Regions from separate parts of the Homo sapiens genome. Here region 1 is linked to region 2. Evidence: read pairs that join two places in POLR2A ChIA-PET (ENCODE). Cell type or tissue: IMR-90. All regions are shown on one strand. Links, peaks and the distances in the headings refer to the core of each region. The heading gives the core; the rest is flanking DNA. Region 1 overlaps ZBTB20 (zinc finger and BTB domain containing 20). Region 2 overlaps ZBTB20 (zinc finger and BTB domain containing 20).

The links. ChIA-PET counts read pairs that join two places held together with the same protein. Peaks named below come from ENCODE experiments on the same cell type or tissue, not always from the same donor. Only the 100,000 strongest peaks of a DNase experiment are listed, where the experiment ranks them.
Region 1: POLR2A ChIA-PET joins it to region 2 with 5 read pairs; 4 of 35 experiments call an interaction of 5 or more read pairs at or near these places.

What each region holds. Positions count from the first base shown.
Region 1 is chr3:114,432,836-114,449,291 of GRCh38, forward strand. All of the region lies in intron 7 of ZBTB20 (zinc finger and BTB domain containing 20), which reads right to left. Among named protein-coding and RNA genes, the nearest start is that of ZBTB20-AS5, 13 kb to the right of the region's middle. In IMR-90, for the core only: no CTCF peak of the experiment used is centred there; a DNase peak (open chromatin) is centred at 6,656.
Region 2 is chr3:114,502,057-114,518,512 of GRCh38, forward strand. All of the region lies in intron 6 of ZBTB20 (zinc finger and BTB domain containing 20), which reads right to left. All of the region lies in intron 1 of ZBTB20-AS5 (ZBTB20 antisense RNA 5), which reads left to right. Among named protein-coding and RNA genes, the nearest start is that of ZBTB20-AS5, 57 kb to the left of the region's middle. In IMR-90, for the core only: no CTCF peak of the experiment used is centred there; no DNase peak of the experiment used is centred there.

The DNA of each region.
Region 1 (16,456 bases), core at 4,786-8,785, 70 kb before region 2:
CTTTTGTGTGACTGGAGAGGACACATTAAATCAGCTACCTCATTTGGACTGAGGTCAAGGTTAATGTAGCTGGTACAGATCATACGAACCTAACCTAAAAGCTTAGAGTAATAAACTCCTCACCCCTCAGGTCCATGGATAAGCTTGAAACAGGGTGTACAAAACCATTTGGTGTGCTGGGATGCCAAAGCTTCTTCAATCTGACATTATGAATCTGTTATTATGTTACTCTAGGAATTAAAATAGTTTTACGTAGATATAGGTCCTTTTCAACTATACAACAGTCCTATGAGGGAGACGAGGAAACAGAAAAAAAAGATTTTCCTTCTGCCCTGTAAGAAGCCTGATAAAGAGGCCAAGTTAAAAGTCATGACCACGTCTAAGCTCAAGTCAGGAACCACTTGGAATGAAATCCCAGGATATCTGTGCTGTAGGAATAGACAAGGTCTGAAGATAAAGAAGTAGATGAAAATCAAAATTACTATTTTAGAAGACAGGAGTGGGACACCTCTACTTTATTCTATACTTTTAATAAATACATCAATAATAATTTATTAAAAACCTACTATGTGCAAATGTCAAGAGTGGGGAAGAATGAAACCTATAAGTAATAAACTGGAAAGAAAAAACATCCTTAAGCTTTTCTGATGTAACTGAGTGATGTTCTCTGCTTCTGAGTAGAAATTTATGGATTCAGAAAAGGTAATTTCTTTCCAAACACTCACATGCCATTGTTAATTTCACTCATTCAAATCACAACATTTACTACTATACCTTTTATTTCTGATGGCACATTCTAGGTGTTGAGGGGGATACAACTGTGTGTAAGTACAGTCTCTGTATTTATTAAGCTTACTGTGCAGTGGCAGGAGGAATGAGACATATAAACATGCTCTAGTATAAGACAGTATGTAATCAGTGCCACAGGAGACATACAAATAAGTGCTTTAGCAGTTCGGAAGAAGCAAGTCCTCCTGGCTATAGAACCACCCCTCCATAGACATACTGAAATGACTCAATGCACAGAAAGGAAGGATCTGTACAACTTTAAGTCAACTTACAATTGATGTGCATTAGGGGATTGGAGGGTTAGCTAGGCTGTGAGGGGAGGGATGTGCTCACTGTGTCCACAGCTCCTCTCACACTGGGTCACCCCATAATTAATGTTTATCAAAAACATGCATGGATAAAAGTGGAAGTCAATTGAATGATAGACCAGGTCAATGGGTCTGTGTTAGTTCTAGATATTTTAGATGATTATTAACACCCTGCTAGAAGTTGGCATTATAAGAACATCATTTTCTTCCCACACTAGTGTAAAAAGTTCAGTTTTTTACCCATTCCAGAGTGATGGGAAGTAAAATTCAGGGCTTCAGTCTTCCAAATGAGGGAAATACTTGGCCTGTGCAAAATGCTCTCGGTAGGGGTATCAAAATGTCTTTCAAAACAGCAAAAAATACATTTCCTGATAGCCCCTAAGGAGTATGAGTTGGAATCCATGTTCTCTAGATGTGACGATGGAGTTCGGGAGAGGCAGGTATGCTAGGATCCATATAAGATCGTATTTCCCATGGTAGTGGGAAATAGAATTTGAATGTCCTGGCTTCTAGGTCTGGGTTCTTCCTACAGAAACATCTTTTTCATTTTGTATTCCTCTTGGACACTCTAGTCCTTTACCTCATGAAGAGTAGCCTTCTGCAATTGGGGTGTGTGTGTGTGTGTTTGTGTGTGTGTGTGTGTGTATCTTTCTAAGAGAGAGGATAGCCTTACTGATGTGCTTTTGTAAAGGATTCAAGGTTGTCTGGATCCTCAAATAATGCAATTGAAAAAATACGGTTTCTTTGATTCAATGGTGCTTACATTTGAGCAGCGTTTTCTTTTTCCATTCTCAAACACAGTATTTGAGACTATCTGCCAACAATAAAAAGGTTTAGAGCATCAAAAGTGTAGGCGAACCAAATCAGAATTAATCTCTGTGAAAACCGAGATTCAGGCGCATGGAAAAAGTTTAGGAAAAAATCCAGGTGGGAGGCAATCCCATAGAAAGGTGTCTGGCATCTTTCCTGATTCAAAGTGAGGTGTAGTAGGACACATGTGGAAGAGAGATGAGCGGTTCTAGCTATTCATATGATCCATTGTCTCACCAATGCTCACACAACTTGGGACTGTGTTATCAGGGGGCCATTTGATTTATCATGTAGTCCATGTATCCTATTGTATGTATGATCCGGAGAGAGGTTAATAAAGGGAAGTCTAAGCTTAACTGGGACTAAAATGAGGTGGCAAACAGCCATTCACTCAAACAAGACTCACCAGATTAATCTGTGGAGTATCCAGCAGCATTTCCTTTTATTATCATATGAAAAGCTGTGCATTTTATTGGAAAATAATTAACTCTTTAAAAAAAAAAACTTGCACACCATAGCAGCAAAAGGGAGGAAGATAACAGTGATCACTTCTGAACACCTGGTACACGTTTGGCACTGTTTTTCTTTATGCATGGATTTCTTTACATATGTTATCTCATTTGATCTTCATACCAACTACGAATGATTGATATTTTGCCCATTTTTTTTGTATAAGAATCCTAAGGTTCAGAGAAGTTACGTAAATATCCTTTGGTCACACAGCTAGTAGGGACTAAGCTGGAATTCAAATTGGAGCAGTAGGACACAAAGCCTGTGCTCCTCACCATGCCTTGCCAGGCCAGACTTCATGTGCTTTTCATGGCATGAAATCAGTGTTGGGGGAATTCTGCCCAGCATCTCTGGTTAGCAGAGTGAATTGCTTTTATCATTTGCCAACATGTCACAGAAAAAAACAAAACAACAAAAAAATTAAAACTCCTGGCTCTAGATTTCCTATCAACCTGAAGTTTGGCTTGGTTACATATTATTTGAATATCTGACAATCTTATAAAAAGTCTAACGAGAATAAAAAAATTCTTCATTTATGCTAGCTCCTATGTTAGCTAAAAATCTCCTATTCCTACATAACAATGTGCCTGGGGAACTCTCTCACTGCCAGAAACTCATCTGAAAATGCTGAAAAGTCAGAATTTGGGGCCTATATACTGACTAATGTTACCAGCTGTGAGTCAGCTTGAACATCAGTAATATGATATTTCCCGCTACAATTTGATTTGGTTAAAATGTGTTTGAAGTTCACCCTTTTATTAACTGGAATTACCACCTCCTGTAACTGGAGGGCCTCTGAGAACAGGCTGCTGGTGCAATCCACCTTCCCACCCGCCAACGGTGCATTTCCTGGCAACAAATACTATTAAATTGATAACTACAGAAATAGGTCAAAATGTCTTTTCAATAGTTGCTAATATTTCTCTAATGCTCCATAGCCTCCCTTTGATTCTTGTGCTGACATTTTTTTTTGATGAGTGCAGGAGCAACAACTGTTAAAGAGAAATGACCAGAAGAAAGGAAAGCTGGCTGGGGTGGATGGAGGTGCTCTTAGGAGTTCCCGTATCAGACAGAAAAGCTAGATCTCCCTAGAGGCCCAAGGGCCCCAAACTCAGCTCTGCTGTTGAGTTTGGTGACCCAGAAGAAAACCTGTGTCCCATCTGAGCCTCAATACTCTCATCTGTAAAAAGAGGAGACTCGAGATGACTGATTATTCAAATTTGCAAAATGCCCAGAGTTCACAGGAGGTAGAAGCCCTGACTTATCACAAAACATTTGGGTTTTAAATTTGTTTATAGTACTCTTATAATGTTACCTGTTAAGGCCTTGGCTATCCAAGATAGAAACTTATTTTCATACAAAAAAAGTAATATTGTGTTATATTTTCGTAAGAGAGACCCTTTGCTATCATACTGGGTTTTATTCACTATGTAAACCTATATTCCCTCCCTCTCTTTCCTCCAGGAACAAAGTTTGCTTTTCTGAGTTCACATCACATGTGTGATTACAGCAAAGACAGAAGTTTGAGGCTGCAGTGAGCCATGATTGTGGCACTATACTCCAGCCTGGGTGATTGAGCCAGACTTCAACCCTTAAAAAACAAAAAAGAAAGGGGTGGGGTGGGTATAGTCACATTGGGAACATAGCTGATTGTGAGCCTGCAAGAAGAAAAGTCCCCTTGCTAAAAAAGGTTTTCCAGCACTTCTTCTGAGATGCAAACATACCACGGAGGGGTCAAGCCATTCATGCCTTCATGCTATAACCACTTCAACTCCAAGAGAGTTATCTCAGTGTAAAGCAGTTTTGAACTGGAGCTGGAGGGAGGGATAGGGATAATTCTGGAACAGGGGAAGGTGAAGGAAGCAATCAGATTAACTAACACAAGGACCCTAGGCTCTGCTGGCAGAGGAGAAGATGAAGTGGGTGACAAGGACTGAAAAGAACCCAGTCTCTATTGCAGTTTTTGCCCAGGGCCTTGTCTGGAGCTGGTGAACCACTAAAAAAATCCCTTGAGAGATGTCATGGTTTATCAAAAATGCCTTTGGCTCTTCTGTTGCTCCATGGTTGTGCTGTTGCTCAACAGGCGGTCAGCAAACTACAGCCTACTTGGTTGAGGTGAGAGTAGCTTAATCTCATATAATTTAAACTCACAAAGACTATCTCTCCATCAGATCCCTTCTGTTTTCCTTCCTTTCCTAGAGCAGGGAGGAAAAAATGTGTGAAAGTAAGGGCAAAGAAGGAGGAGGAAGAGGTAGAAGAAATTAACCTTTCCTCAGCTTCCAAGTGAGTTAGGCTTTGTGTTAGGTAAGCATCTCTCTAGATCCTTCCAACAGCCCTGAAGATATTATTAGTAATAGGAAGTATTTTATAGGGTTGAAGCAGCTAACTAGAGCTCAAGGTGGCCAGTCAGGCTCCTTGTTACACAGCACTCTTTTCTCAGCTCCTACAAAATATTTATTTATATGTATATATTTCTTTTTCTTCTCCTCCTCCTTTCACTCATGGGTGCTTGAAAACAGGTTTAGGAGCCAGTCATGTGGAATTTATCTTTCAGGAATGTCGAACACCCCTTGAGTTATCCAAAGCATACCTGACTAGGAGTCAGGAGGCCTACATTTTCTGGATTAAGGCTTGGTCCTAACAAACTGTCAGTGTGGACAGGCCCATCCATCTCTGGGGTCTGCTCCAGGCCTTACAATTCTGTAATTCACACTCATCAATGTGGTGGCAGGCATTAGTGTGTTTGTACAAAACTCAGCAAGAAGTAGTCTCCTTAGATGCTACATGTAGACTGAAGCGAGGAACTGCCTCCTGCTAATGCCAGTTGTGTTTTGAGTAAGAAGAATAAAAGGATTGATCTGAGCTGAAAGCAGAAGGGAAGATGAGGGGAAGGCCACAGAACACATAGCTAGCAGTGGCATTGGTGGGGGTCTGAGAGAGGCAGAAGCCCAGGGCCAGAGCTGAGAGATCAGCTTGTTTTTAGCATACACGGATGTGTTTGATCACATGATGGTTGGGAGGTACCTAGGCTAAGATAATCTTAATGTTAGGTGCTCATTTTAAAACATCAATTTAATGACTGAAGCCTATTTTAATGATCCAATAAAGGCCAAAGCCCTCACTACTATGATACAACTATTTCTCCCTAGTATTCACTCCTTGCCAAAAAAAAACAAAAAAAACCAAAAAAAAACAAAACAAAACTTGGCTGAGACAGCTATAGAGTTTCTGATTACAAAACAAGATCACCTTGATCATAATCATCTCAAGGTGCTTGGAGGAAAGAAGGAGAGATGAGTTCTTCTGAACCACATTATGTGGACAGAAATCTTCAAAGAGTTTAATGGAGGAATTAACTTTTGAGGAATTGAAAAAGGTATCATTTTCAGTAAGAGAAAAAATGACTGATACTTTCAATTGGTATGCTAGGGAAAGATAAATTCTAGGCAAGACCAGCTCTATAATTTGTGGGGCTCAAGGAAAAATAAAAAAAGTAGGGCTCCTTATTAAAAAATTATTAAGAATTTCAGGACAGCAACAGAAGCACATCAAGCCAGGCATAGGGCCCGTCCAAACATGGGACCTTGTGCAACTGCACAGGTTGTATACCCATGAAGCTGGCCCTAGTTTTAGTTATTGTTTTTACCAAGGTATTCCAGTCCCAGAGCTACCCAGACCCAAATGGAAAAGCACATACCACAACTCTCAAAACTCTCAGTTAACCCTGTCTTCCTACGGTAAGGACACAACTGAATTCTGCAACAAGGATCAGAAAATCCTGGGGTCTGCCAACATATTTGATAGATTGCAACTGCACTGGCTTCTGCGACATTTGTCACAGTCACTAATCCGTGTTTCTGTCACAACCTAAGGATGCCCAGGATATCAATGTCTGGGAATTCAAACATATTTTCTAAAAACACAAATTTATTTAAAAACAACAACAAAACAAGCAGAAGTCACTAAAAAGAAGCTGAGTCCCCTGGATGAAAGTCTGCTCTTAATCTCTTTCTGGCTTTACCTTGAGTAGGTCTTGGGTGTATGCACACAGGTTCAGAAGTGCAGGTGAATTACCACAATAACTCTTTTCAGTTAGAGAAAAAATAGCAGAAACAGAAGAATCTGGTCATAGCCTAGCAGAAACTCCCTCATTTCACCAACAGTATGCTTTCTCCCTTTCTTATTATGCTAAGTTGAAGCGATGACTTCACTCTCCATGGAAGCTAAGTTTCTCTTTCCTGGATGCTTGGAATGGGCCTGGTGAAAAGCTATTGGAGGGTAACATCATGTCTAAAAAATGTATGTATGTATGAAGAAAGTAGAGATTTAAAGAGCTCAGACCAACATCAAAAGAATAACAGCAGTCCAAAGTGAAATGAATGTGGCCTCTTTTCCAATGACCTTAGGGACTTTATATATACTTAGCCTACTTCTTGAGTGGATAGACCAGTAGCTTGGCAGATGCCTAGGATGTCTGTACAGGTTGAAACTTAATTCCGTCCTTTCTATACATCTTTGTCCCATTAAAGAAAAATATCTAATATAGAGAACCAGTTCACTCCTACAGCCAGAATTATACTTTGACACTAGACCAATTGCTACATCCTTGATTTAGGATTTTTTAAAAGATATCTATTGGCAAAGCTAATCTTTTATTTGGCTTAATAGGTTTGTACTGCTGCTCTGCATAAGGCCATTAGGGTCCATAAGTAGATGGAAATGTGTTTGAATCTCTATAATCATGCTTAGATTTCAAAAGTCTTCCATTTCACAGAGGTGATGTAGGCTCAGCCATCATTTTCAAGTGTTTTAACAAATGGTAATCAGCAGAGAAGGTCTTACTTTTTTTTTTTTAAAAAGTGACTGACCTTCACAATGGATGCACACATAAAACTCTGATTCATTTATTTTAAAACCATTCTCCCCTGCTGTAAATAGATAGCTACGATATATACATTAATATATGTGTGCACAATCAGCCTTAGCAATACTGCTGTGAAGTAGATGAGGATAGATGGTTTTCTATTTATTTGACAAATACACTATTACACAGATAGGTTAAGCGATTTGTCCTGTAAGGAAGGGTGGAGCTGGGGGAAAAAAAAATCCTCCCACATCTGCTCTTACATGATACCACTATGGAATTGGGTATCCTTTATTGTTTTTGAGTGACTTGATCTAAATAATGGGTAATGTAATTTTCCTGAAAAAAATTTCACTATTTCTCTCATTCCCTCTTACTTTCTTCTTCTCTCTGCTTCTCCTCTGAGATTATTATAAACTATTGATAAATGTGGTTGCTCTAAATTTACACTTGCTCTTCATGGGCTTTGATGGGTTTCAGCTTCTAAAGAGAGCATAGGGGAGAAAAAAGCTTATTTCTAAAAGGTTTTAAAAGGATAGATAACGCTGGGACAGTTTATTTGAATTAATGTCACTATAAAGTGGATACTGGTACGAGTACTGTCTTGGACCCTTCTCTCGCAAGAGCTAGTCCAAAGGCTCTGAAGTGATACCATGGGAAGGAAGAGCTTTTTGGAGGCAGAACCTGCTCATCAACACTCTGCTATTCTCCTGGGATATCAGACAAAAGCCAGAGCTTTCTGTGCACCTTCCTGTTGAACTGCTTTAACTTGGAACTATTCTCTACATTAGGGCTGTCCTCTCTGAGTCCCTGACCTTAGATGGTCTTTCTCTATTTTGGCACATATTTGCATATCAGTTACGGTGACATATTTGATAAATAATGGGCCTCACTGTTTTTTGGCCAGTGAAAAACTATTTTGCTATTATTTTAACTCTTTATTATCTCTTTTGTCGATTATTTGTGTGACTAAAAAGATTTCTTGTCTCTTATCATGCTTCTGGTTACTGTTTCTCAATGTCATCTGGTAAATGCTTAGAAAATACAATTTTATTTTGATAAATTCTAAACAAAACATAATTATGAAGAAAAACCAACAGAGACAAGTATATAATGAATTTTGAAGCTAAATATAATAAATAGTTCTGAATTTTCTGCCACTCCGGCTCATTTAGAATGTAACATTGCTGACAAATTAGTTATTCATGCTGTTTTTTAAAAATCAGGGGCAAAATTATAAGTTTCAATTCTCCTAATAGGAGTTATAACCCCTGCAGCATGAAAGCACTTGAGTAATGTTTGCTATGTGAAACTGGCTTCGGTGATTTCTCCTGAAGGAAACTGCACTATCAAAACCTTCATCAAGGCTGCTTCTGTTTAAGACCCACTGCACTACGAATGTCCCTGTACCCGTCAGAACCTTGGCTGGCTGTCATCCCATCAAGCACCTCATCTGCAGTTGCCACTCAGACATGTAAAGCGTGTGTTTGGGGACGACGCGCGGTGGAATGAGAAGGGATACAGAGCTCTGTTGTACCACTACATTTATTGTAAGCAACCACTTACACGGCAACTGCTTTGCTCTTTTATATTCTAGGCAACACACCGGTGAATATAATTCATAATGAACATATTCAACATTTTTTCCATCAGTTCAATACATTATTCATAAATATTAGAGATGGAAAGACCTGGAAGATTACAGAGTCCAAACCTCCTTTTTGTAACTCCCTTTCCCCTAACTGTTGATGGTAGCTCAAAAAATCCAAACCAAAACCAAAACAAAAAAAACCACCAACAAAACAAAATAAACCAAACAAACAAATAAAATACAAACACACAAGGAAAGCAACAAATTTACAAATTTTATAAGTAAAGTGAAAAGCTCCAAAGCTCGTGTTTGGTGGGGGTTGTTGGGGGCAGGATTTACACTGATGGAGCTCGCTGAAGACTAGGAGTATGGATGACTCTTTGCTTTGAAGACAGGCCAAGGGAGGGAAATGTCAGTTTCCCCCTTTTAGATAACAATTCAAGGTAAAGCCCAAGAGGCAATACCAAGTTCTTGGCCAAGTGTTAACTATCCATCTCTACAGCCTGTTGTGGACTCAGGACTCAGGCACTCTTCTCTTCATTTAGAACTTGAGATATTAATGCTAATGATAAAAAGAAAATGTATAAATGAATAGAGAGTGAAAACTACTAGAGAATGCTCCCTGGGATTATCTGTACTATCAAGATAGGAAAACTTTGCAGATGCTACTGTCTCTCTAGAGGAATAAATGCTTGCATTTTAATATTCTCAGCAGCTGGTTCCTGTTGAATGCCATCAGGATGATTCAGCCACCCACCAGGAACACCAGTAACAGCAAGTGCACACACAGAAATCTGCAAAACTTTCTTCTCTTGATGCCAACACCATTACTCTGGCAAAGTCAAAATCCTTTATTGAATTATCAGTTCTACTAAATGTGACCTTGTTCCCCTCACAAATACCAGCTTATTCTCAAATAAATGGAACTTCTGGCTGATTAAAATGTAACATTCCTTCTGACTTGAGCACACCCTGCTGTCAGTCTCTCTTCTGCCATGTTCATGTGATCTACCTCTTTTTCGTTTTCTTGCTATCCACTGAAACCTTGAAGGACTGGCAAGATCCATACATACTCAGAGTCCACTTTGTATGTTGCTCTGCTTGCTAAACCCATACATTTAATGTTATATCTCTACCCTTACATGTCTCAAGTTATTTCATCATTTCCATTTTTTAGACATTTTCTATTTCCACAGAATGTGTTTGTATGTCTGGAAAAACAGAAATGTGTAGCTGAACTGCATTTACCATTGACCTCATTAATACAGAATTACCATGCCATATTCAAGCTAGATAAAAATGCTATACTTGCCCTCTTCTTCAAATTTAGACCAGATTACACACTAAAGGGAAGAAAATGCCAAAGATGACAGCTAGCTATCAAAAAGATCTCACTGTCTCATTTTCAGGTCTCCAAAGTAAAATCTAAGGACATTCAACACAGATTCAGGTGCTCTCAACAGCCATGAAAATATATGGCTGAAGAGGGAATCTATAAATGTAATGAATACACAATTGGCTTATAACAGATGCAACCAAAATTAAATTCGATATCTTGACCTGCTCTCCAAAGTGAAAGTTTCTAGTTTAGGCTACAGACAGAGGTGTAACAAGCTCATTAATCACATGAACCAGAAATATAAGCTGACACTTCTGGGGATGCTGCAAAGAGCAGTCTTAAGCTGTTGGGGGTCTGTGGGGAACCTGAAAAATCATGTGGCTCTGACAGTCCACAGCAAGCAACACCACTGCATTTTACAATGTATGTGGGTCAGGCACTGGCCATAACCACCACTATTTTAAACTTCCAGGACAGGATTTAAGGATCTTTGTAGGGAAATAATAGGTCCAATATGGACTTTTATAAAAAGATTCAATATATTTTTATTAGGTTCCTGTTACACAAAAATCATTGTGTTCATTGCATGAGAAGACAATGAATTAGGTCAATCTATGACCTCGAGAAGTATATAAATGGGAAAGAATCAGAGGCAGGGGAATATTAATAAGTAATAGTAGCAATAACAATAACAACAATGATGAGTGATAACCTTGAGCTAGTCATTCTGCTAAGCACTTTATATACTACATTTCATGGAATTCTTATAGTATCCTAGGAAGGCAGATATCGTTTTTCTCTTTACAGACGTGGAACGTGAGGCCCAGTAAAATTAAGTACATTGCCTAAAATTATGTAGACCTGTTCTTTACATTACAAATAAATACATAAATAGCTTGCATATAAAATGAAATATGGCAAGGCTCATTAAAAGATACAAAGTGTTGTAGAAATAAAGGAGGCAGAATGTGTTTCTATTTGGGAATACTAGGAGAAAAGGAACATGGATGGGAAAATGTGGTGTGTGCTTAGGAAACAAGGATTGTTCCAGTTTGTAATGTTATAAACCTGTTGAATCATCAATGTCTCATTAGAACTCATACTTTGATAAGATAGTAAAATATACCAATCTGTACAGGAATATTTCTACAAAGAAATACTTCTTTCCAAAAGATCTTCTGACTACAATTTCTCAAAACTTTTCTTGTTATTTATTTTTTGGTGGCGATAGAGGGAGAAAAAATGTGAGATACAAGGCTATGGAGGTCTGGGCAGCAGTGTTAACTCCAGAGTCTCTAGGGAGTACAATGCATTTGGGTGCATTTTCCTTCATTCCTCAGAATGCCTTATCCTCATCACACATATTTGTCCCTGCCACATCCGAGGTGAGGTTACTGGCATAGAAATAGAAACCCTGAGGGTCTGGTTTCTTCCACTTCTTCAAAGTGGGATATCACTTACTTTTTATTTTTATAAATTAGTTTTAGTGGTCAGCCTTTTGGCATAGGAGTACATCAAGAAAACGTGAGTTAGAAAACTTGAGTTCTGGTCCCAGTTTTGCCTTGCTCATCTTGAAAGCATTTTATCTCTTCTCTGTGTTTAAGTTTTCTTATTGGCAAAATGAGTAGTTTAAGCCTGAATATCATTTCTTAATCTGTTGGACAACCCCCTCATCAAATTTTTTTTGATAAAAATAAAACCTTGTTTTAATGTAGATCCTTCTATTCTTCTCTATTTAAAATTCCTGGTTCACAGAATGCAATATATAGTACCATTAGTCCAGATAATTTTGTAGAGCTTTACTTTCTCTATTTTGTTAAGTTTTTCTCGTAAATTTTGTTTTCCAAATATAAAACATTGTAATATATATGTATTTTCAAATTCTACATGGTCCTCGACCAGATATTCCAATATTCCATTCTGAAGAGTTGGTTAACCCACTCACCCATATTGAGATATCTAAAGCCCCTTCAAGCTCCAAGATACAGTGATTATGATGCTCTGATGCTGACATTTGCTTTGTCAACGCTTAAAGCAGAGCTTTTAAACTTCAAACAATAGCATAACAAGTTGCTATAACAATTACACTTACATAAATCTTTAAGCAGATGTGCATAACAGCTCTTTACATCTACTATCACACTGGACAACCAAAGCTTATGATGTTGTTATAAATCCTTGCAATAGTAAATTCTACAGTTAATTATAACCTATAGGAAAAAGTACTGTCCATATTTAGAATTGATTGACTCTTATTTTCCACATCTGTTAATTTTGCACCCAGCTATAGGGCTTTAAATAGCTCCCATAACTTTAATCATTAGCCCCCACTCAGTCATGACTTCTATGTCTCACCCTTCTGACCTTGCCCACTGAGTTCACTCTTACTGATGTAATCAAACATGTTTCATTGTAGTTGCATTCGTCACAGTGCTCATTAGAATTATCATCATTCCTACAGCACCTCAGTGCAATGAAATTGTGTGCCTATGCAATTTGTTGTTATTTTAAGTTCTTCAGCTGGAATTTTAAAAATCTAGATGGACAATTTTATTTTATCTGATCGATAAATATATATCCAGTTAAGTGCCTCTGAAAAATTGGTAAGAAAATTATTTATTAGAGCAAAATCTTAAGTCTAGAGAGATTTTTGTAAACTTGGACAGCAGCATTCACTGACCTTGAATCCACAGGTTCAAAATTTATTAGTGTCAAGTTAGTCTTTTAAAGCAATCCATTAAAGCAATAAGTATAAAATATATATGGTTTACATTTATGTATGTGTTGAATTTAATAAATTAGTCAGGAGTCAAGGTATTTTTAAAGAAATATTAAATCTGTTCTATATTGATCAATTAACTGACTTTCTAACTTAAAATATTCTTTTGCTGTAGTTAAAACCTTTTTTTCTTTTTAAAACAAACAGAGTACATAAACTGTAAGGTGGCAATGTAGTTCACTGCGACAATCTATATATTCCTTAACGTTTGTTCTTTTTATGGTCATGGTATGTAGAAACAAATAAATGTATAATAGTTTAAGTCCAGGAGTTTTTGCCTGACTAAATTCTAAACACATAGCTTAAATAAAGGGTTGAAAGCCTGGCATCTCATCATTACTGTTTATATGTTATAAGGTTTGCAGGGCCACCTTATAAAATATATAGTTGTTTATTTTCATGTTCAATAAATAAGTAGTGTGGGGTTTCAGACTGAGAATGGATTACAGATTGTTCTCTCCTGGTTATTTTTGGCTTTAAGTATATTGATCATTTTATCATTTTCTTGTTTTAAACTACTTTAAACACAGCACAAATGTTATTCTCATCATGCCAGAAATGGGTTTGGAATTGATTCTGAGTTTCCATCAATTTTACTCTTTGCTCTTTGTGAGAAGTTTTGCACTGCTTAAATTCGAAAGGATAGTTTTGTTTAAAAGATGTCACAGTACAACATTTAGAGAACCTTAGCTGCCCAGAAAAACTCAGATTTTCTGCTTTACAAAAGAATAAAAATCATCGAATTTATTACCCTGGACTTTATTGAAATCAGTGAAGAATATTCATACAAATACAGTTTCACGAACTTCCTCTCTCTCTTTCTTCATGTAAGTGTTTGACAAAAGCATGTATCTTCTGAGAAGCCGGCCTGATTGGTCCAGGTTGGCACTGTTTCAGTGTTTGGCCTACGGCGGCTGCTTAGGAATAATTTCATCTCATCCTCTCTATTTTCCTGGACTGTATCAAACTCAGACACGTGGTATGCAAAGGAAATCCAAGTCTTTTAAAAATGCTATTTCTTTTGGTACTAAAGCCAAGACCAGTTCTACTTTGGCCAAATGATCTTATCAAGATTTAACAAGAGATATTCAGTAATATCTCCAATCTGTGAGAAGACATTCCACTAAGGAAGATAATTTATTACATACAGTGTACATATATTTCTCCACTTGGTACCAGGAAGAGACATGATCAAACTTATTCTATTGGTACTGAAAACAATGTAACACTGACAAAAATTCTGTGGCAATTATTCATTTCAATTAATTTAAAAAGAAATAAACAAGTAGCTCTTCCCCCATTAAAACAGATACTGGAAATCTATTTTCAGTTATTGCTGAAAATATTTTGGCTTCCACAAAGGCACCTTACTAACACACTACTTTGCCCTCCACTGTGCTGTCACAATTCAGAACTTGTAACATTTTATTCAGGTACTCTAGACTAATTAGATGAAACAACTGCATTACAGTATTAAGATGCTTTTGTAGAATTAAATGAAAGGAGATCTGCACAGTTCAGATAGCTTGGAAGATTTGCAATGAATATCACCAAAATCCTGCATGTGCAATATATTTTTCTACATTTACAAATTAGCTAATGAATAAGTGTATTCCACAATAACTGCTAGGATTTAATTTCACACTTAAGAATATCAACAAACACAGAGAGAAATTTAGATAGGTAAACTCCATTTCCCTTCCCACCCCACCCTAGTGCTCCCCTGCACTGTTTGCATTTCAGAACAAATGCTTCATGTCTCTTGAAAAGCGCCAGGAAATCTCTTCTCTAGCTATGCAGGCCTCAATTTTATGTGTGTAGTATGACACACCTTAAAAGAGAGAGCCCCACAAACTAGAGTGGGACGTTAATTTAAATACAGACTTAAGGAGAAGAGCTCCATCTACTGAATCAGTTAGATCATAGTGTGTACCCTATAGTTATCCCATTCACTACTTTCAACCACTTAGAGGCTCTGGAGGGAACAGGAAAGTTATAGACCTGAGCAACCATGAAAAACAGCTTTGAGCCTAATGCCATTTGGGATATTTCTCGGATACCCTGAGCCCCTTTCCTTTGCCCCTCCAATTTCAAAGCTTTCCATGTTGCAATATAAAATAAAAATGGATGTTTTGCTATATGAACCATCCCTTGGAAGTAGAAAGTCATTGGTTGTTGAAGGAAATGTCTCAGACAGTTGAAGAGAAAGCTACAGAAAGAAAATCTCTAGCTGGCAGGTTGGGCAGCCTAGGTAAGAAGGGAAAAGAAGAGTAGCCTACTTACTCCTCCTGCCTTGCACCATTGCTGGGGAAGCCTGCAGCCACCCAGGATCAGCTCTTCTGGCCTCTCCCCGGCTGCACAGTATTGTTGTGGCATTGGGAATTTGCTGTGGCTTCGTAAGATTATGGGGATGTGCTTCAGCAAGCCAAAAAAGTCACAAACAAAATTCAAGAGGAAAAAAAAAAAGTATAAAAACAGCTGATCTTACTGGAGAAGCTCTTGGCATTTTCCTACATATGCCACAATTTTCTCTGGTATTTCCTGGTTCTGTGATCAGAAAAATTATCGTATCATATTTATTACTGTTGTTTTTTTCAGGGTTGCTGGTGGTGACGGGTGGTACAGTGAGGGCAAACAGATGGATCAAGGAGAAGCAAAGTAAAGATTACTTCTCCCACTTGTTTGAAAGCTTTCCAAGAGATTGCAGGTTAAAAAATCTCTTCTTCAGAATACTGAAGATGTATAGATATCACATATAGGAAAAGATGGCCATACTCTTTCTAGATTGGGAAAGAAAAAAACTTCTAACACAGTAACAGATTCGGAACAAAGCAAATTGTATCAGAAAAAACTTAAACGTTCATATAGCTGCATAAAATTCAGCAGCATATAAGACTTATAAAAATACTTCATAAATTAAGATAAAATATTTGAATATAAATGGGTGTTAAGTATATATATAATTGGATGAAAGCAATAGTTCAGTGAATTTTTTATTACAGAAAAATAAAATATAATGAATTAACAAAAGTTTTACAGTAATGCTAACCTTTTCTCTTGTAGGTTAAAATAGAATTAATGTAACTGTAAAGTGGATTCATGTTTCCCTGTGGGTGTGAATGTATATATATACCTGCCCAGGTATTACTGACTGACACTGAAAGGTGATATGTTGCAAAGAAATTCAAACTTTGAGCATTATTTTAAATTGGGTATTTAAAATATCAGTATTAACCTGGCAGGTTTCTTTCTTTTTCTTTCTTTCTTTTTAATACATTTAATTTTCAGGGTCTGTTTTAAAGCACGAAAAGAAAAACAGATTAGAAAAGCATTGCACATCAATAAGTATTTTGTAAAATAATCCATTTGCATTTATTAGAATATTCAGTTCTCAAAAAACGGCTAATTGGATTTTCTTCAAGCCTTTTCAAGACAAGTTCAGTTCTGTGTCAAGGATAACTATGAG
Region 2 (16,456 bases), core at 5,342-9,341:
GGAGAGCCATGACAAATTAATAAACCAAAAAAAGATACTGAGAAAACAAAGCAGGTCCCCCTACCTCTAGCCCACTTAAATATATCAAGAATTTAATACAGGGTGATTCAATCTTGCCTCTCTGACACCATGATTTTAACAACTTCACATAAGGCCTCCAGAAATATGCAAAACAAACTTCACTAAAGGAGATCAAGTAGAAGGACCTGATTAAGTATCTTTGCATTGAAAAGGCTAAAGCAGAAAACCAGCAATTAAAGACATCACCCTTCCTGGAAAGTTTCTGGGACAACTGCACTATTGTAGAGATTTCTTCAAAGAAATGATTTCCCTTTGTGGTCAATGTGAAACCTTGCTCAAGTACATGCAGGTGTACTTGATGCAGGATGGTGACAAGACGAGTTAAGATGAAAATCTCCAGCCTGGATTATTATAATGCTAATACAAGAGAGGCTGGAGATCTCCAATGCTTTCAAATTGTTTCACAAAATTCATGAGTTTAATGAAAATTTTAGGCAAGAGAATTAGATTATGTATGATTCATTGAAAGCACATACAAATTTGAAATATATATATAACACTGACTAGTCTTCAAAGATTTTAAAGCTCTAAGTTTTGCTATATTCTAGTCTTCTCTGCAAGCCAGGATATTAGACTATGGCACAGGGGCATATTTTCTTACCATTTTCCTCCCTCCCTCTCTCCTTTCTTCCTTCCCTCCCTCCCTCCCTCCTTTCTTACATTCCTCTCTCTCTATTTCTCTTTCTTTCTTTCCCTCTCCTTTTTTGAACTTGCTGTCTTCTCTAACCTTGGGGAGAAGAAGAAAATATTATTAGCAATTTTCTATGAAATATGTTCAATGATCATTTTTCTGTTGCATGTTATAAACCCAATAACTCTCAACAATATTATGCTCTTCTAAAATTATACCTAGTGTTTATGTTCTTATATCTAAACACATAACTTTCTTTTCTAAATTTCAAGGTGCATTTATTCATAAAATTAGTTAAAATTAAATTTTTGATGTGATCAAAAGAGATCAATGTAAGTTGTACCCAAATTGACTAACACATCCAATGTCTGGAATGAAAAACTATCTTTCCTGGATGTCAAATGACACACAGGATGGCTGTCAATGATAGGAATCCAAAATGGAGAGAAAAATTACAGTGTGTATGTCACAGTCTAAAACAAATTAAAGCCAAGTTAGATGGAAGTTTTATTGGATATAATTGTTGTACTTATATGTTAATATAAAATGATAATATGATCCCAAACTTAATAGTATGGCTAAAAATTTAATCTCAGAGTTCTTACACAATTCATAAATGTTCATAGGCATCAAAAGACACCTACTTCTTGACTGAATTATAATCTGCTATGTAATTCTGAGAATATGTATTAATCTACATAGATTTATATTTGCTCAATTCAAATTGTTATTTCATTGATACATGCTCTTTCCACCTAAGTGATATTCACCTTATATGTCTATAAGTTGTTTTTATCTGAAATGCAAAGAATTATCTATAAAAGTTTCACAGAGGATTAAAAACATTTGCATTAAGCACACTTTGTTCAAAGCATAAATATATCTAGCAAAGAGTATAAAACTGTAAAGCCCAAGTAATTCAGGACGTTAAAATATCAGGGTGGAAGGTGGGGGATGAGCAGAGAGAGGGGGATGACGAGGGGTGAAGTTTAATCTTCGTATTATAATGTCTGAGTGGAAATTATTATATAGTGTCAATCTCCAAGAATCAAAAATATTATTAATTATAACTTTAAAGTCAATTCTAGTGTAGTTTATGTAAAGTTCTACAGCAGTGGTTTTCAACATTTTGAAGTGATACCGATCCCTATGAGAATCTCTTTCTCCAGAAAACTCCTCAAAAACACCAAGTTTCAAGGAACTCCTAGACTCCATGAAGGCCATTCATGAATCCCAGGTTAGGAACCCCTGGCCTAGGCAGACAGGGGAGAAAAACCCTCTTTCAATCCCATAGCTACTCACCTCTACAGAGTTTTCATGAAATGCTATAAACTAAAGCCAGCAGCAAAGAAAATGTATAAAAAAGAGTTCTAAGTGGGTAAGGGTATGTGGTTAGAGCCACACAGGCTTCTTTGAAGGCCTGCCAGACTCCTACCTTCCTAGTCCTTTATAATTTCTTTTTTAAAAAAATCTACAAAGCCTTAGCAACAATGGAGTAGAGGAGTACCGAGCAGAGAGATGATAATGATATAAGAATCACTATCTACTGAGTCCTTCAGGTACCTTGAGAAATAAATCCTTCCCAAATTTGGATATGAGTATACCCAGGAATGTGAGCAGTGTAACGGGAGTAGAAAAAGCCACAAAATAAATAGTAAATACATGGCTGTCTTCCTGGAGGGTCAGTATTCCTTGTGGGCAAGTAATTTAAAGTCTTATTTGCACACGTGTTCATTTATCCAATAACTACTTCTTCAATGTTATACCAAAAAGAAAACAGATACTGTTCTTGTCCTCATGGAACTTCCGGTTGAGTGAAACAAACAAGAATATATTGAGGAGCTGAAAGGAAAATCTGTGTATATATTTTTTGGGTGAAACCTGAGACTTCACTGAAAAGTCTTGTTTGTGGCAGACTACTTCAAGCAATGTCCTGGCAGGCACCCTTAGTATTGGATCACTCACTCTAACTTGAGGATCACCCAAGTGGAAGAGTTTGAGAAGCATGGTTAGCAGTGTATCATTTAATCCCCACTACAAGAGAAAATACTGTTACTTCCAATTTACTAGAGAAAAAAGAGAAATTTGAGAAATTAGGAAACAGCTCAGATCATACCGCTGCTGGCGTCTGAATAAGTGTGTGCCATTCCAAAATCTACATATTTTTAACCACTAAATTACACTACCTTTAGGAGTTTCCCACTTTATGTTTCCCCTTGAATCTGGGCTCATTCAGGATTACGCAGGCTAGTTTAAGCTTCTCTTTGGAAGCAGACAGGTTTGGCTTGATTTGCATTCTAAATATTTCACAGTGGTAAGCGAAAGCTATTATTATACCCATTTTATGGTGAGGAAGCTGAACCACTTGCCAGCTGAGGTATCTGGCTGGGTTAAAAACAGAATCTGGGTCGTCAGACTCTCATTCCTCTTGACTAACTCCAAGCCTAGGCACTATTACTGTCCATGGGCTTTTCTGAACATGAGATTCACACTGGGTGATAAAGAGTGAGACAAATTCTGCTAAGAGAAAACAATAATAGTGCAATTGAAAAAAAGGGAAAATAAGTAATCATAACTCACACCAAAATTGGTTACTTTCAGCATTGTGAATAGAAAAGGGAGAGATTATTCATCACAAATGAGTCAGAAAATTAGAATGTGTCACTGCACTGATGACAGAGCTGAGGAATTTGGATGAACTGAAGTTTGACACTTATCCTTCTAGCTGAAGAGGGTAAATGGTGTGACAACAGGACAGAAATGACCTCTTATTTCCAATCTTAATTAATATTTCCAATCTTTTTTCCTTAACTACTCTGTCTAAAAGTTAGATGGGTTTATATGTTTGTTTTCTATCGGTAGAGATAATGTTTTAACATCCCTTTAACGTTCTAGAAGTATTGCGTTAATTAATTCTTATGTGGGAGTCATTCCAAATAGTAGGATGATGATTTTTACCTTATTGATTTTCCTAATACCTTTCTGGTTTCCAGTGTTTTCAAAGGATGAGGCACTATTAGATTTTTAGATTTATATGTCTCTCAAAATTAAGTGCCTGTCAACTGATATTCCATCTTTACTCTGGATACATGATTTCCTTTATCTGACAGATTCAAAAAAATTTGTACTAGATTTAATGACATTTCATGCATCTTGAATTTGGGAGTTTTTAATTCTCTATTTTCTATTTGGCAAAAGGTTTACAGGAGAAAGCCAGATGCAAGGGTATTTATATGTGCATACAGAACCTGTGCCATCACTCTCTAGGTACTTTGGGGTTTCCTGCAGGACAGATTCTTGATGTATTTTCATTCCTTTTGGTCAGGAAGAAGAAGACTATAAATGCCACAAATGGTCATACATATCTTGGGGTCTGCTTTCCAAAACGCATATTATTTTGGATCCGTCTCAAGAAGAACAATAAGAGAATGATACTGAGATCTTTTTTTCTTAAGATGCTATGATAACAATCCTAAAAAATGGCCTGCCTTCAAAATTTTGATGATGAAATAAGGTTATAATCAATAAAGAGAGAAGATTTTAAAGTTCAGCAATTAGGTCTGGGACTGCTTCTGCGCCTGAGACATTGCCAAGATACAATGTAACACTCCATCCCACCCCATATGAATCTCCCTGTTCCTTCTTGATTCTTACGGGGATAGGGTCTGACAGACTAGAATGAAATGAAAGCAGTAGTGCTGGGAGGGGTGGCAAGGACCGAATTTGTTTAATACATTTAGGATGGTTTTTTATTGCTGCTAAACTAGACACAATTCCTTAGCATGATGACATTCAGGAATCCTTTACAATCTGATTCCAAAGAACTTTCTCTTCTATATCTTAAACTACTGAAATTGTAGCTCTATAAATTCCAAAGGGATTGATGTACCAGGACCTTTGACTTATAGTAAACTGATCTTAAGGGATGCTGAAAAGGTTTGGCACTGCTATCATGTGGTCTAATCATTTAGACTTGTCACTACCAACTATTTGCTTAAGAGCCTCCAAGACCTTTCACAATCTGGCCCCGGCCCACCTCTCTACTTTTAATAAAAAATTTTCCCACTGCTGCTTCTTTATATACGGTGACAGCCTATTTGCTCTTCCCTGAACATGGCCTGGGACATCTATGTCTCTGAGTCAGCTAACGGTTCACACTTGAATCTCCCAAGCCTAGCATAGTGTGTGAAACACAGCACGACACTCCAATGTTTGTTGAATAAATGCTGTCCGTCTATTTTAGGAGACAGAGATGACAGAAGAAAGTTGTTAAATCAGTAAATAAATAGCACCAGAGAGAGGTCAAGGAAAAGTTAATTTTAGTGCATTTTAGGAGTGGGGGCAAGATGAGCTTGAAGATTAGGAAAACTGATGCTCTTTATTCTTGGGTCTAGCCAATGCTATGAGTCAGTTACTTTTTCGGGAACAAGTTTAAACCTCAAGGTTAAATGAACACAAATGCCCTGTCCATCAGCATATAATGAAAAAGTTGTGGCTATTTCCACATCAGCACAGTGAAATTAAAATATGCAGTGCCTCTCTAAGAGGCATCACATATGACAGAGCTTTTAAAAATAGTCCCCTTTGCCACTCAGGTATAGAAAGAGCTATAGAAACAAAAGCAAATGTTTGAAAAACTGAGATAATTTAGCTTAGGGAAGAAAGAGCTGAGGTGTGTCTTTATGGTTTTTTGACTATAAGAAAAGTTGTTACAAAGAGGATAATGATCAGCATTTTTGTCCTAGGGCAAAATGACATTAAACCGTCCAGTGCAGAATTTAAGACTTAAAGATGAACATTCTAAATATGCAAGTGGTAAATAATCAAATAGATTGCTAAGAGCAGTTCTGAAATTTCTTTCTTCCTGACTCTCTTAAAATAGGAAAAATCTTCATCTATTTTGGATAAAATAAATGCAGCTCTGCCTCCAGTCAGGAGAATGAATTCAATAACTTTTCTAGTCTTGTTTAACTCTGTATGATTCTATAAAATTCTATAAAATGTTCACCCTAAAAATTATACAGAATCACAATACAGTTGAGTAAAATACATTCTACAGTTTAAAAAGAAATAAGCAATACAGATAGTTGATAAGTTATTACATTCAAAATAGTAATATATGGTGCTCACGTTTTTTATTCAATTTGCCAAGTGCATATAACACAAATAAAATTGGGAAAAATGTACTTGAATCTACTAAGGCTTTAACATAGCGATTATCTAGAGTAAAACAGTCTAACAATTAATTCTTTCATGTCTAAGAAATTTGCTGAATATTTCATAAACCTCATATTGAATATGTATATAAACTCAATTTCCAATTAAAGAAAAAGTTTTTTGAAGGTCCAGAAAGTAATATATGAACTCACTATTATTATTTCCTGGACCATCTTCAAAGACAACAGGAGAACCACTAAACAATTCCTTTAAATGACCAAAATGTGCCCCATATGATTAAGAATGTAAATCTAATAACAGACTCACAGATAAGGTCTAACAGGGGTGGCAAGTTACTGGCTTTCTTTGTCTATTTACCTTTTAGCTTTGGAGCTCAGCAGAAGTGTCCATTACATACAGCACAGGGTTAGATGAACAGCTCCAATGACCTTGTCTGAACCAAATTCATTTAAAGCAGTTTGCCACTTTTCTTAAATAGAAGATGAGTCCATTCTATCTATGGCCCAGATTTGGACTGGATCACTGAACTATTGCCCAACTCTTATAAGCAAAGCACTAACATGTACCAATCAACAGGCGAAGGCATCAGGAAGGTAAAAATACACATACATAAGAAACTGGCAGTAGATTAAAGAAGAAAGCTATATCTAAAGATGGACTTTGGCTTTTAAAGCCTTTGAGTGTTATTCGAATCTTGTTAACAAAAACAAAAACAAAATCTGCATTCCAATGTAACTTGTAGAGAAGATCCAGTAAAAAAATGAATTCAAGAGAGAGAGAGAAAGAAATGTAGTTTTATTTTGCAACCCATTATTTCCATAAGAACATGAATCAAAGAGTCAGCTATGCCAATTTCTTCATAGCTGACTAGTTATAGGATATTGTTCTAGTCTTCACTAATGACTTCTTGAGGTTGGTTATTACTGTGATCAGGAGTTGGGAGGATAGAGGTCTAAGACCTTTCAAAAGAAACGTTTTGTTTAGTATCACTACAGAAAATAAAGTCAGCATTAAGCTAACTTTGACAACCTAACTAGGATAATGGTTGGTGCATGTAGCCATTGCTTATGCTGCTTCATAATGAATGGAACAGTAAAGGTGTCAAGTTAACCAGCAACTTGAATTTTGAAAAGCTGTGGCACAATAAGCTGATAACATAGGTTGTTAGAATTAGCAAAACTTACTTTCTGCTTCCCCCACCTTCTAGTCCTACTTATTTCCACATCCACATTCCTATCACCAGGCAGTTAAAGAAACAGAAACAAATGCGGCTGAGACTGCTTCTTTGGGGATACTCTTAGTGAGCTCTCCATCTCCCCAACCACAACTTGCTCTCAGTTTGCTAAAAATATATTCATTTAATTGTTTTAATGCCTCTACTTAGGGGAATTTGCATTTTCTTAACTGTTGATACAAGATCTACATTCAGTTTTTTTCACAGGTAATAAGCAAAGTATTTGGGGAGTGTGTGTGTGTGTGGTGGTGGTGGTGGTGGTGGTGGTGGTGGCAAATTCCGTCCTAGATGCTTCGAGTTTTCCAAGTATACTGCTAAAAGGGGTCATTTGCTTCCCCACCTCAAGAAGCCAATTGTGCTTATAGTTTTACTTCAAATAAAGATATATACCTATAAATGCACACATCATACGTGCACACACACATATTCTTCTTCTCAAAAGTCATAAACATTTGGTGACTCTCTGTATACTCCATGAAGTGCTGTTACTACTAAAGTCAGAGTAATTTAGGCAGAAACATAAGAAACCCCAAATGGTTTGCACTGAAATTTTATTAACATATTTGTCAGTGTTTTCCTCATGGATAATCTCCATTGGTTCCTGGCTCCTTGTCAGCATATGCTCCAGGAGCCTCTCACAATATCTTTCTGCCCTAGAAATCCTGGCCTGTGAGATTTCCTTGTAAATATCTGAATTCTTGTATTCACCTATTAATGATCCAGGGATCGAGGATGTTTTCTATCTGCTCCTTAACCTCCCACTTCAAGGATTAGATTGTAAACAACCTAGTGGGAACCCTTCAGGCCAAACCACAGCTGAACGAATCTCAGCAGGCAGGGAACCCGCAGCAGTCTGTGAAATACCGTGAAACACAATTACGAAAATATAAAGTATTCACCCATACTTTGGGGAAGAAATTATGTTGTTTCCAAGATGAGACCTCAAAAATAAGGCTAGTATCCTAATTGAGAAAGACATGATTTTAAAAAGTGTCAGCAGAGGTAAATTTTTAAAAGTACCAGATTTGCCAGGTCCTTCTCAAACCATAGATTCATTTTCAGTATATGACAGTGGCCTGAGCCGACACTTCAAGGGAAGTCCATTCATCTCTGACCAATGAAGCCCAAAGTACTCACTGCATGAAAGGGTTCCTTTCTTGTTTCCAAAGGCAATCAATTTTTGTCCTAGAGTCTGAAGGTTCATGGGCTTTCTTTTAATTTTGTCAGTCTGCACATGCATGGTTCCTCCTGCATGATTTGGTCTGGAGGAAGTGACCCACCCACAACGCCACAGAGCTAATTAACCCCACACTGAGCTTTTTTTTTTTTCTCATTTCACACATCCACTCAATGCTTTAAATGACCCAGCAGCAGCATGATCATATGATTTCTTCCCCCTCAGTGAGGAAAGCATGGTGATGGGAGGAGCAGGGATATATCTGCCCTAATCAAAACAGCAGTGTGATCCTAAAATATTATCTAATTGCATTGCATCCGAGGGTGCAAAATACTAAGAAATCCCTGAACGAATCTCTTTCATGTCATTCATTTAACTTCTTGCAGTGTCCATTTGAAGTAGCAAATAATACATAAGAAACACTGAGGTAGAGAAGTTTGATCTATACTCAGAATGTTTAAAAAACATCCGATCTTACAGGGGGTAAAAGACCGAGAGCTCCTTCCCTATCCCGAATAGCTTCAAGAGAAGGGCCTTTTTTCCATTTGAAGGAACAGACTCATGTTTTTCCAGATTTATTTTTTCCAAAGGGAATGCCTTGAAAACTCTAAGATGATCACTGTTTTCTAACTTTTCAAAAAAGAAAAAAAAAAGTGAACATGATGGTGGTGGGTGATTTAATGGAATCAGCTTGTCAACATGATGAAACTGAAAAAAGCTTTTATAGACTCTGTCCACATGCTAAAAAAAAAAAAAAAAGGCAACCTTTAAAGTTATGTGTATAGTATAGAGTGGTTTTTGTCATGGCAAAGAAAAGAAATATAATTATCTTATGCAGTAAATGTAAGGCTCTGCTAAGAATCTCATTGGATAAATCATAGAAATACATCCTGGCCAGATAAATGGAGCCAGACAAGTTCTAGGTCTTGTAAGAAGCTTTCAAAAGAATCATCATATTGTAAGTCTGTCATCTCTGTAAGTGACAAGAAAAATTCTAGGCTATTTCCCTCGGTTCTACTAGTAACATGGCTTCAGAGTTTTAAAGATTTAGACTTAAATGGACAAGAAAATGACTTCTGAATATCCCATCTTAGGCAAACTATCGGATTTCTCTCATTCTTACAAGTAAGTGTAGCAAATTGGTTCACCTTGGAAGGACTTGGTTAGAGATCATATATGTCTTATGTGAACTTTTAACCTCTCTTTCCTTTGCAAAGTGATTTATGCATACACTATTAAATACACAGGAATTCTATAATTCTTAGTTCAGTGAACAGTTAGTACAAGGGAAAATCTATCTAATATTTTAAATTTTTGTTTAGTGTCTTAAATCCTACACTTTAGAACTGGAGACCTTATAGATAAGTTCTATAAGGTCTTCAGTGTGCTGAAAAACACATTTGCTACTGCTCCCTAAGCTTCTCTTAGGTAAGGCTGCCAACTGGGGTAAATTGATGGATAAAACTAGCTCAATAGGCAAAAAACAAAGGTCCAGTGAAGCACAGTTTATTTTTATTTATACTGGTCAGAAATATCACAGTTAACAAATAGCCTAAATCAAGCTCTTATATCTAGGGCTCCAGCCTTTGGCTGAAGTGTCTCATCTGGTAATTCTGAAAAAAATAGGGTTGTTGTGATTTCAAAGACTCTCCTGCCCAGTAGACTTTTTCAGGCTCACTGATGCTTAGGATTCTAAAGCCTTTACTATGGTCTGTTAGACCAATACAGTATGTCCCTTACTATTTCTCTGACTTCATCTCCTAACATTTTCATGCAAAATTGGTCCAACAGACAATAAAATAGACAGGGATAGGAATATGAATGGGGACTAAAAGGAACTAATTAATAAAAATTAGTTGCTTTATGTCCTTGTTAAATATCAACTCTTTCATGACAGCCTAATAAAGTTTCTGAACTTATCTTGAGAGTTGGTTAAGATAGGGGAGAATATACAAAGTATTTCCAACACCATGCATTCATTCATTAATTCAACAAATAGTTTTCCCGAGTCTATTATTGATTACTCTGCCAACTGGATTCTACTTCTGCCCTCAAGGACCTTCCACTCTAATGTATGTTTTGGAGAGTTTCTGTCTCTATTATCACTGACAGGTTATTAGCCCACTTTAGACAAGTTATAAATATAACCACCTGCCATGATGATTCCTCTTCTTGTTCTTTATTTGTTTTTATTCATTTGCCCTGTAACATCCATTAACCTTTCATGAATGACCTGATCCTTTGTGAGCTATACTATCAACACAGCTAATTTTTATATAAATGAGAAACCCCTTCTCCACTCCCAACTAACTTTTCTTTCTCAAACAGCCATGAAAATATAAAAGTCTACCCAGAATTATTTAAGTTTTTGAAATGAGTCCTTACAATCTGATCTGAAGCACCATTTTTTTCCTTTCTTTTTTGAAAGAGGGAATGGAGCCTCAGCCCCTAAGATACATATCTCAAGTTACAGGCAAATTACACACAAGTTACTGGTCTCCCAGACGTAGTACTCACTACTCTCTGGGGTAGAACAATTTCTGCATTGAACAGAGGACCATAATCTAGCTCAAGTAATCTCAATCTCAGAGAACAGTTAACCAAGTGCATATTTCTGGTCCCTATATTCTCTTATAAGGAGTTACCCTCTCCACTATATTTTGGTATTTTCTGAACCTGGCTACCTTAGGTAAATGACAGTGGACATGGTAAAAAGAACACTAACTCTTCCTCAATTTGTTAAACTTGTTTTTCCTCCTCATATGCTTTATAAACAAAAATGGGAGAATTTAATGTATGTATAGAGCAGCAAATGTTCTCTCTGTTGCTTTCAGACATTTTTATCTTATATAAACAGTGGTGATGAAATTATAAATACCATTATTCCACCTCTATGTTAATACTCTTATTATCTTGCATCAACAGACGTGAACAAATACGTACATGACACCAATCAATCCCTTTTCTAAAAATGCAGTTTTTGTATTTCTAAACAGTGGAGGAAGAATTTTATGAATTCAACATGTAGTTTACCTATTTATATTTTGAATTTTAATAAAGTAAAACCAAATTATCGCTTATGTTCTTTCACACTTACATCAGCCATTAACACTCTCCATGCTGGCATGGGGTAGGGGGTGTGTAGAACTAATGGCAATGGGTCCAAGTCCCCTGGGTCAGGTGGTTAGGGGCTTGGCAGGCTGGAGAGGATGTTTAGATGCTGGGGCAGGATATTTCAACCTGCTTGACAGGTAAGAGATATTTTCTGGCAGTAAGAGGAATATTTTTTATGGAACAAATTGCTAGGGAGAGGTCATTTTGGGGCACTAGGTGAGAGAAATATCAAAACCAAACCTAAAAGCAGTCTAAGGGAACTCGGGAAAAGAAAATCACTACTTTTTCAATCTCCTCACTGGTTTCCCTTATTCCATAGTGTGCCTTCTCCTTCCATCTTCTAGCACTTCATACTCTTTTCTCCTCCATTTCTTCAGGTTTTCTTTCTCCTACCTCTTTATTATAACAAAAAAAAGCATTTAGGAAGAATTCTAGGAGACAGGGAGACAAAAAAAAAAAAGAATTTAGAGAAGACATAATAACATACTGCATAAATATGTATGTATGTATGTATGTGTTTATGTATGTGTATATGTATGTATATATAACAGATATTCGATTTACCAAGAAGGATAAACTGGGACTTTTGAGATTTAAAAAATTCATGGTATGTCTGGTCATATTAATCTCCAAACCAGCTTGTTTTTAGCATTGCTAGAGCTATAACAGAATCAGGAGTAGAAAACAAAAGGAAAAAAATAAAATTTAACAAAGGATTTATATTTGCAAAGGAAAGAGGACTTATTTAGAGTTGTTTATTGAAATTCCCCCAAAGCTATTTTTTGAACTTATATATTGACAACATCAAGAGAAGGAGCTTAGGAATTCTCATAGGGTTTAGGAACTACTAAACCTTGTATATTATGTTCATCTCAGTCCACTCAAGCAAGTAAAGGATAACTAGAGGATGGTATCTCACAGTGCATAACATGGTTGGTTACTTTGCTAGGCTGACATATGGAGACAGGGCCCATAGGAGCAGAGCTTTTCTTACGAATACCAGAGAGAGACACCCAGGTTCATCTAAATGTATAGGGCATGAGGGATTAGTGGTACAGTGTTATCTGCAAAGTACCTAAAAGTGTTTTCTAAACAAGCACTAACTTCTTAGCCCAGTCTTCTTGGGGATTAAACAAAATCCAATAGTAAGTAATGGGGAATACTTTATTTGGTCACTGGGTTGGGGAGGGTTGCTGAGACATATGACAACATTCAATCCATTAAGATAGGAGGAAATGAGGAGAAAGAGAAAACAAAGAAAGGGAGAGCGAGGGCCAGAAAAGAAGAGTGTCACCTCTGTAGACTCTCTAACAGAATAAATCGATAATCTTAAGAAAAGTAAAAGAGCATGCCTAGAGGGAAACCTCAGCACACTTTTGGAATCCAAGGCAAAAAATAAAACAATTTGCTTCTTGTCAAGTTTATTGCCATTGACCCATGGGAGGTTCCTATTTATTCTGCTCTTACATGCACAGGTATTTCTTCTACTCTTACATTCTTTTCCTAAGGATTAGCATTCTGTGATAATGGTGGTAATGACAGCTGCCTTAAATTAGTGGCAAGTTAGGAATGAAACACTGACCACCAGGCTATGTTCTTGAATCCAGTCTATGCCCTGTAATGTGTTCATTCTACTTTCTGCATTTTCTCTGAGACCTGTCGCATAAGACTTGTTTTGTAAGGCCGGGCTCCTTACGGGGACACATATGGCTCCAGAAAACAAGTACTCTACTTTCTCACCCTGACTTTTTGGTTTTCTTGTTTTTTCCTCTTTTCTCCCAGACTATTATTTTCCAGTTTCTTCTCTACCAGTCTGGACGCCCATGGTTGTTAACTTTAGAGATACCCACCAGCTCCATCAATTCCCTCATCTACAGTTCTCAACTGTATTTACCTAGTTCTGGAGCTCAGATGAACCCACATGTATGTTCTCCTCAGCTTCCAGGCTGCTGATCCTTGCTGGAGAAAAAGCACAAAACTGTACAGCTTGATGCTCCTGCAGAATTACGGTTTCCAGCATAAGTTCGAATTTCAGAATTAGTTTGCAATTTTAAAATTTGCTCCTAGTCAGTTTCCTTTTTCACTCCACAGTTTCATTCATTACTCTATTTAACTGGTTATAACCCATCCCCTACCCTTCACTCTCAGCTAGTAACCTTGCCTCCTTTTGCATAGAGAAAACAGAGGCCATCAAATGGCACTTCCTATCACTCCACCTTTGCCACCAATGAATCCGCCTGTAACATTTCAGAGATCTTTCTGCCTAGCACTGATAACCTCATCCAGGATCTTATTATATCAGTTACTTTTCCTTTCTTTTGTATTTTCAATTTTCCTACTGCCTGCCAACATGCTTTAGCTGTCTTCATTTAAGGTAACAACAATAACAATGATAATAAACTAACAAACAACAAACCATCTTTTGCAGACTTTATCTTTCCCTCTTTTGTGCCACCTTCAAGCTTCCTAAGCTCCCGTTTATTCCTCAAACCATTACAATCTGGTTTCTCTAGCTGTGTTTCTAATTAAACAATTTTTTTTTTTTTTTTTGCCAAAGTCACCAAACACTTCTGAATTGTTAGCTTCCAAAATCCATTCTTCAACCTCATTGTTTTCTTTCTTTTAAAGGTCAGGTTCACTGAGGTATAATTTACATACAATAAAATTCATCCTTGCTATACTCATTTACCATTCAATAAGTTTTGCCTTATATGTTGGAGGCCTGTAAAATGAAGCCCAACCCCCAAGCCGCTTTGCTTCATATACAAATCCCTTTGGCACCTCTCAGCAGTCTTCCCCACATAACCCATTGTCTGGTGACACCACACTACTCAGCATTCAAGGATATATGCCATGTACATTCATGCCCCTTGTACTTTCTTTATGTTTCCTCTCTATAAACATATATGTCTTGGTATAACACAGTAAATGCTATTTAATATTACCACATCAATTTCCATATAGAATCATAAATCTATACGTTATTTTGAGAAGCTGAGGTTTTCCAAATAGAAGTCATCCATCAAAATGCTACTACCTGAAGATCTCTATTATTTTAGTATTATGGGTTGATTATGTTCCCTTAAAATTCATATGTTGACATTCTGGCCCCCAATTCTTTAGAATATGAATAGATGTGTGAATAGGGTCATTGAAGATGTGATTAAGATGAGGTCATGCTGTAGAGTGGGCCTGCAATCCAATATGACTAGTGTACTTATAAAAAAGAGAAACTTAAACACAGACATGCACACAGGGAGAACATCATGTGACGATGACGGCAGAGATTGGGGCTGATGCTTCTATAAGCCAAGGAACACCAAAGATTGCCAGGAAACCACCAGAAGCTGGGTGGGAGTCACGGAACTCACAGCCTTAGAAGGAGCCGACCCTGTTGATACTTTAATCTTGAACATCTAGCTTCTATAACTGTGAGACAAAAAATTTCTGTTGTTTAAGCCACTCAGTTTGTGGTAGTTCGTTACAAAGCCCCAGAAAACTGATATACTCAGTAAAAGAAAAAATCTTCAGTATATTGGAATCAGTTCTTTCACTCATCAGGTACTTACTGAGTGCCTACTATGTGCTAGGAACTGCTCTAGGATATTGAATGAATGACTAAGAACTTCATCACGTTACTGCATTTTTTGTTCACTAATAAGTAATCAATCTATCAATCAATATATTAATAGATGAAATGCCTATCATTTATTTTATCAGCAAACATTTGTTGAGTATCTCCTATGTGTCAGACATCGTTCTAGGCACAGAGGATAACATTATTGGCAGATCAAGTTCTCCACCTTGTATAGTTTAAATTCCAGTAGAGGGAACATATATTAAACAAGAAAATAAGTAAATAAGATATGTAATTTTACTCTGTTTCTGACACTGAGAGTCATAGGCATTTATCCTCTAAATCACTGAACAAAGCTTGGAACTAGATAGCGAACATGTTACTTCACAGTTTACAAAGTAATAAGGAAGACAATGAGGTCTCATACTAGAGGCACGTTAAACCACAGGCAGTGTGCAGGCTTAAAGTGTTTGGGAAGGACATCCCAAAAGCTAGGTTTCTTAGTCAGTTCGTCAGTCAATCAACACATATTTCTTTTTTTTTTTTTTGACCAAATTTCTCTCTGTTGCCCAGGCTGAAGTGCTGTGACACGATCTCGGCTCACTGCACCCTCTGCCTCCCGGGTTCAAGCAATTCTCTGCCTCAGCCTCCCTAGTAGCTGGGATTACAGGCACCTGCTACCATGCCCGGCTAATTTTTGTATTTTTAGTAGAGATGGGATTTCACCATCTTGGCCAGGTTGGTCTTGAATTCCTGACCTCATGATCCACCCGCCTCGGCCTCCCAAAGTGCTAGGATTACAGGTGTGAGCCACTGCACCCAGCCATTTGACATGTATTTTTTAAGCGCTTACTGTATACCAGGCCCTATGCTGAAGATAGTAGAACTGTGGACAGAGCCAACATGGTACTATTACCCACTGAGCTCACATTCTAAGGGGAAAAATTTGAACAACAAATCTCACAGTCCGTTCTTTATCATATATCCTCATAAGAATACATAAAGGGGGTTAGGAGATCACCTGGGTCAGAGGACTGGCCCATGAGGGGTTTCCAAGGGGCCTTCCTTGAAGATGTGGTGCCCGGACACTGCTTTAGGGCTGGGGTATGGGTATTGGTTTGAGCAGGGTCATGAAGTTTTCGGTTTCTTCTTCCTCATCCCCTTTCAACCATGTACACACATTTCAAATACTTAAAAGCATTCTTCAAATATACTAAGAACACCAAGAACTAAACACAAGAGAAGGACTCTCCAGAGGAAAGGGGCCAAAAATAGAAGAGAAAAAAAACCCCTAATCTCACCATTTGTTTTGAAAACACCCAAAATGATTAAAACATATTATAAACTAAAACATATGAACTAATCACTTGCCAAGTTTCATTTTTAAATCAAAGCCGTTTTGAGGTTCATAAACTGAAAAAAGAATCTTCAAATATGAACTTGTGTTTTTCTTTTCTTGGCCCT